Linked DNA regions of Mus musculus: region 2 is linked to region 1. Evidence: chromatin loops called from intact Hi-C (ENCODE). Cell type or tissue: heart. All regions are shown on one strand. Links, peaks and the distances in the headings refer to the core of each region. The heading gives the core; the rest is flanking DNA. Region 1 overlaps Sgpp2 (sphingosine-1-phosphate phosphatase 2). Region 2 has its middle 45 kb from the start of Gm26263.

The links. Hi-C counts contacts between places; a loop is a spot of excess contacts. Peaks named below come from ENCODE experiments on the same cell type or tissue, not always from the same donor. Only the 100,000 strongest peaks of a DNase experiment are listed, where the experiment ranks them.
Region 2: it touches region 1 in a loop (12-fold over the local background); 5 of 42 quality-filtered maps call a loop at or near these places.

What each region holds. Positions count from the first base shown.
Region 1 is chr1:78,418,193-78,421,106 of GRCm38, reverse strand. It overlaps Sgpp2 (sphingosine-1-phosphate phosphatase 2), which reads right to left. Exons shown (of 5, transcript NM_001004173.2): 5 at 821-2,914. It also overlaps a transcript of Farsb not described here. Among named protein-coding and RNA genes, the nearest start is that of Gm51634, 63 kb to the right of the region's middle. In heart, for the core only: a CTCF peak has its summit at 1,322 (motif pointing right); no DNase peak of the experiment used is centred there.
Region 2 is chr1:77,941,632-77,944,545 of GRCm38, reverse strand. No RefSeq gene overlaps it. Among named protein-coding and RNA genes, the nearest start is that of Gm26263, 45 kb to the right of the region's middle. In heart, for the core only: a CTCF peak has its summit at 1,259 (motif pointing left); no DNase peak of the experiment used is centred there; H3K27me3 peaks cover 177 bases.

The DNA.
Region 1 (2,914 bases), core at 135-2,634:
AGAAGCCTAAGGATCGTGGTGTGCACAGGTTCATGTTTTCTAACTAGGGAACCCGGCAGCGGGCAGTTCAGAGGTGCAAGGGTGAAGGTATCCAGGGCACACTGAAACACTTGAATCAGGATGGCAGGAGCCTGTGAGAACACCATACCTATCACCCAGTTCTCACATGGTGACCATGCAGGTTTGTTCTGGCTTTTCCCTGTAAGAGCCCGGGCAGTGCCTCTGTCCAGCTGGTCCCTAGATTCCGAGTATCTTCTTGTACCTTCTCACCCCACTGCCTGGGCAACCTGGTCTCCCCTCCAAGCCTGGCTTCTGCAATGCCCTCTATAAAGACTGCACTTGCTCTTGTTCTCATGTCCAAATTGATACTTGTCCTGCTGCCTCCCATGGCCTGGTCTTTTCCACACAGCCTTGGCGGTTCAGCTCTGACTTAAAATTTTATGAACCTGTGTCTTCACTGACCTGGGAGAACTCCACAGAAAAGGCTAGAGCTTTGACATCCCTTAGGTGCCCAGCGCACGAGTGACAGTATACACAGTTCTTAGTATAAATGTGGCCTCACTTAACCCTGTACATAACTGGGGAATCTAAGAACAATCTTCTTTGAATTGCGAATCAAGGTGCTTAAAGCCAGACAAAGCATCACATACAGTTGGGCAAGCTTGACTGGGGTGGAGGGGGTGCGAGGAGTGTTTAAACACCTCAGCCATTTATCTACGAAAACATTCTAGTTCTCTAAGGCTAACCTGGGTCCCAGACTGAGACCTTGTCTCGAAAAAGAAAAAAAAGGAAGAAAAAAATCCACAGAAACAAAACATTAGATTTTAAAGCATTTAATAATCATACTCAAACAAAAAGATTTTATTTTAAAAAAGAATAAATTTACATACACTGCATAAGCAAGACAGTTGAAAGCTTCCAAAATAGAAACCTGAAACACGTGGTCTGAAATACCACATGCTGTGATTATCCTGGGAAGATGAGTTGTGTATTTCGGCAAGAAAACCCAAGTTACCAGGCACAGTGTCAAGTGGTTTTAGTGGCTATCATGAAAGGTATTAGGTTAAGGGTCTTGCCTATGTCTTTTTCCAGCATAAGGTACAGGTCTGAGCAAAATGGACAGCGGCTTGGAAGGCCGGTTCTACATTGATGACTTGGCCCAGAGTAGTAGCAAGATGAGAAAAGGATGTGTTATTCTTCCTGATTCCCAGAGGAAGCTAAAAGCTTTGGTGTCCGCATAGGACAGGCCTAGACTTAACAGGGACACATTCTGGTGACCAGGCCAGCCCAGTGCAAGAGGGCCTCTGGACTAAGACAAGCTAAGCCAGCAGGGGGCACTCTCTCTCCAGAGAGAAACTGACAAAGTGTTTTGAAAAGAGACCCAAGAGAGACTTTACTAGGATGCCGGTGCTGCTCTGTAAGAAGTGAGTTTGGTGAATTGAGAAGGCTCACCAAAGGCAAAATGTGATCAAGCCATAGCATTTAAAATCAGTACTGTAGGAATCCAAAACTAAACTTGGCATCTACAGTGAATACTTTCTCCCTCCCTTTTCTTGTATCAAGTCCATCCAAGAGTGACCAGTCATGACAAATTCTTAGGACACTGTTTAATGTTGTGTGGCTAATATATTCATCCTCCATCTAAATTATGTAAACACAGCCTCGAATGCATTCACTCAGTTGTCAACTTCCATGTTGTTGGGCCTTAAACTTCCTAATCACCACATCCACCGCTGTGACAATACATACAGCCCTTCTGTTGCAGATACACGTAGAAGAAGCTGAGCCTTTTGTCATTAGGCTTCAGACAAACCAACTAAAATCACCTGTGTGAATATAAGCCAGCATTACAAGCTCTAGTTTGGTAGCTTGGGGGTTGGGGGAGAAACAACAGAAACAGCCATGCACAACTGGAGGCTGGCCTAGGCAAGCACACCTGTAAACCAGGGCTCCAGGCTCCCCAGCCACGGAGCTGAAATACTGTCAGCAAAACCTGGCAAGTGCTAGGCCTTTGCATTCCTGTTCTTAACTATGACGAAGAAGAGAAGAATTGTCAAGTTAAAAATGGGCATTTTGTTAAGAATTATTCTTTTTGTTTGTTTTTCAAGACAGGGTTTCTCTGTGTAGCCCTGGCTGTCCTGAAACTCACTCTGTAGACCAGGCTGGCCTTAAACTCAGAGATCTACCTGCCTCTGATTCTAGGATTAAAACCATGCCCAGTCCAAGAATTATTCTTCAGGAATTAAAACACTACATTCAGTACCAAAGAACATCATTCCAACCATAGACCATGGGACATACTCAAAATCAGAGAAAATTTTGGCTTTGGTGTTTACACTGAATGCAAAAGTTGGAGCCTTAGCTCTTTTGGGGGTCAGAGGGTGATTTGTCCAGTACGAGCATATAGTGAAGCACTGGCTTACTGACACCATCCCTCAAATGACCAATGACTACCACTTACTCGAACCCTTCGGGATGTCATTGCATCTGGTGCTTATTCCGAAGTGCTGAGCCCAGGGAAGGAGGTCTCTGCTGTGGGTGTCCTGCACACCTTCTTAGCTCTAAGGAGATAAGGAGGACCATTCTAGGGCTAACAGGAGCTACAGTTAACCCGCTTATTCTCTCCAAATAGGCTGCAGCTTTTCTTGTGCTAAAATTCTTCAGGTCTAAACATCTTAAAGTTCTTAACTGAAAAATCTTGCCAAGAAAGAGGTAAGAAGGAGTGGGAAGACTGAGAGGGAGTCCCTGATTTTGTCTAGAGGGTGAATAACTGAAGACATTTATACAAAGTAGCCAAGCAATGACGAAAGGTAAAGTCACAGGGATGAGGCAGTGTGTGAGGGCTTCCAGAGGACGAAGCTCATCCATTCTTGTGCTGATTCAGTGTCTTCCAGGCTTATGTGGAAGCTCAAGC
Region 2 (2,914 bases), core at 127-2,626, 480 kb after region 1:
TTACACACAGGGAGCTTAAACTTCAGGAGGGGACAGAATGTGTCTTTAATCAACTCCAGGCAGTGTTCGCCCCTCCACTCTCAGCATGGAGACGAGGGACCATTTACACTAGGACAGATGATGTGCATGTGAGGATGATGTAGTCTCAGGTTTGCAACTTGGACTTCTGGGGAAAGATTGACAGGTGAGGGGGTGGGGCCACTTCTGGCTGCAGACAGGCCGCTCTTGTGTGTGGTATTCTTCACAAGCTTCAATTTTTCTTGCCAATGTAAAGTACACTGCAGACGCAGCTCCCTCTGTGGAACAGCTCAGTTTCTGGGCATTTCCATGTAAATTGAGCCTCCTCCAGTAAGTGGGATCATTTAACGTACAGCTGGGCAGCTCTCGGTTCAAAGGAGCCCTGGAGGGGAAGCCTTTGAAAGCAGGAGTTCCTTGGTGACTTCAATAATCACATTCTAATTTATATTTTCTCTTAATTTAGATTGTAACTTGAAGAGCTTCCTTCTCAATCTTTCTCTTAATAAGAGTAAATAAATTACTGTGTATCCTATAATATTTTCCCAGGGGCATAATATTCATAGATGTGTCATACTTGTAATTATATTTTAAGTCAATGATTTAATCATAGCTGGAGGAGAGAAACGGATGTCATGGAAGGGTTCTGCTCATTAGCTCGGATAGCATAGGGACAGCCGGAGTCGAGTTTGTTCGTTTAAGAATGTCTAGCCAGGCTTTTGCCCGGGGATGTCTCAAGTTCTTTGACGAAAGGCTACAGAGCACTGTGGGGTGTTCAATGAGCTGAAGTTGGAAGAAAGAAATTGGTTTAAATCACGCCTCGCTTCAGTCTCTTGACTTAAACCCATTTGACTTTAAGATGGTTCCTGACAGCTATAGCAATGTCAACGTCTTCCCTTTCAAAACAGGCTGAGATGTGGCAGAGACTCCATGAGCATGCAGGGACAATTCCTAGTGCACATTATAAATGTGTGGAGTTCAAAACATTAATCCCAGGTAGATGGGCAGGGTGGATGCTGTCTTGATTATCGGTTGGACATTGGCCTATACTTTGTAATACTGACTCTGGAAAACTCCTAACATTCTAATTGAATATTGTTGATTGTTTTGCAGGTTTTCTGGAAACAAGTCGTTTAAAAACATAACAAGACAAAACAAAACAAGTAATTACAAAACCACCTCTCAACCTTTGAAGGGATGCAAGCACGGCACAATTTCTAGAGAAGGGAAAGTTCGCCCTCTAGTGGCCAAGAGAAAACAGTTCATGAAATTGAAGCGTGGATCCTATGGTGCTTTTTAAAGAAACTCATCTCTAAGTTAGGACTTTATTCTGCCCTTTGTGTCGACACTTCCTTACTCATGGATCTTGATTACTAGACACTTCTACTGTTAGTTTAAAAATGAATAATTTTAGTTTTATAATACTATGCTCTTGTCTAACTTTTAAAAGCACCGAAAGAAAAAAATCCAGGTGGAGAACAATTTATTCTTACTGATATATATTTAAAGTCCTAGGTGTGATGTGATTGCTAAATAGAAGTACGCCTTGATTTACTTAGTTTTGGTTATATTTGAAATTAAATAGCCTCAATCAGGATTATGAAACGGGGGAGGTATAGCATTGGTACCTAGGCTTTGCCTTGCCTTGTACTCACGATGACTTATATTGTTTGAAATGAATGTGAGTATATCTTTGTGATGCTCTGACCTGAATGTCACTTACCACTGCTTCTAGGACACATCAGTAAAGATGCAGCATGTGGGGGTTACACAAGCCCTGCCCCCAGCAAATATGAAAGCGATTCATTATCTTTGTTCCCTATTTGAGTATCTCCTTTGATTTTTCATTCTTAGCAAACAGACAAAAGAACAACTTAGGTCACCTGCAGGTCTCAAATGCATTGGAGCTAGCTCAGCTAGCACACAAGAAGCAAATGTCAAGAATTCAGGTGCACACAGAAGCTGACAGCTTCTGGGAACTGCCAAAGCAACACAGCTTCTGAGAAAGGCCCTGTTTTGGGCCTTCTTCTTCGGCCAGGAGGAGGTCCAAAAACAAGATATCTGTGCACCTTCCCTGTAAGAGAGCTTTCCAGCAGAGAGTGCTCTGAACACTGAAACTCAGAGGAGAGAATCTGTCTCCCAGGTCTGCTGAGAGACGGTAACAGAATCACCAGAAGAACAATCTCTAAACAGAGTCAACTATAACTACTAACTCCAGAGATTACCAGATGGTGAAAGGTAAACGTAGGAATCTTACTAACAGGAACCAAGACCACTCACCATCATCAGAACCCAGCACTCCCACTTCGTCCAGTCCAGGACACCCCAACACACCTGAAAACCTAGACCTAGATTTAAAAGCATATCTCATGATGATGGTAGAGGACATCAAGAAGGACTTTAATAAATCACTTAAAGAAATACAGGAGAACATTGCTAAAGAGTTACAAGTCCTTAGAGAAAAACAGGAAAACACAATCAAACAGGTAGAAGTCCTTACAGAAAAAGAGGAAAAAACATACAAACAGGTGATGGAAATGAACAAAACCATACTAGACCTAAAAAGGGAAGTAGACACAATAAAGAAAACTCAAAGTGAGGCAACACTGGAGATAGAAACCCTAGGAAAGAAATCTGGAACCATAGATTTGAGCATCAGCAACAGAATACAAGAGATGGAAGAGAGAATCTCAGGTGCAGAAGATTCCATAGAGAACATCGGCACAACAATCAAAGAAAATGGAAAATGCAAAAAGATCCTAACTCAAAATATTCAGGAAATCCAGGACATAATGAGAAGACCAAACCTACAGATAATAGGAGTGGATGAGAATGAAGATTTTCAACTCAAAGGACCAGCAAACATCTTCAACAAAATTATTGAAGAAAACTTCCCAAA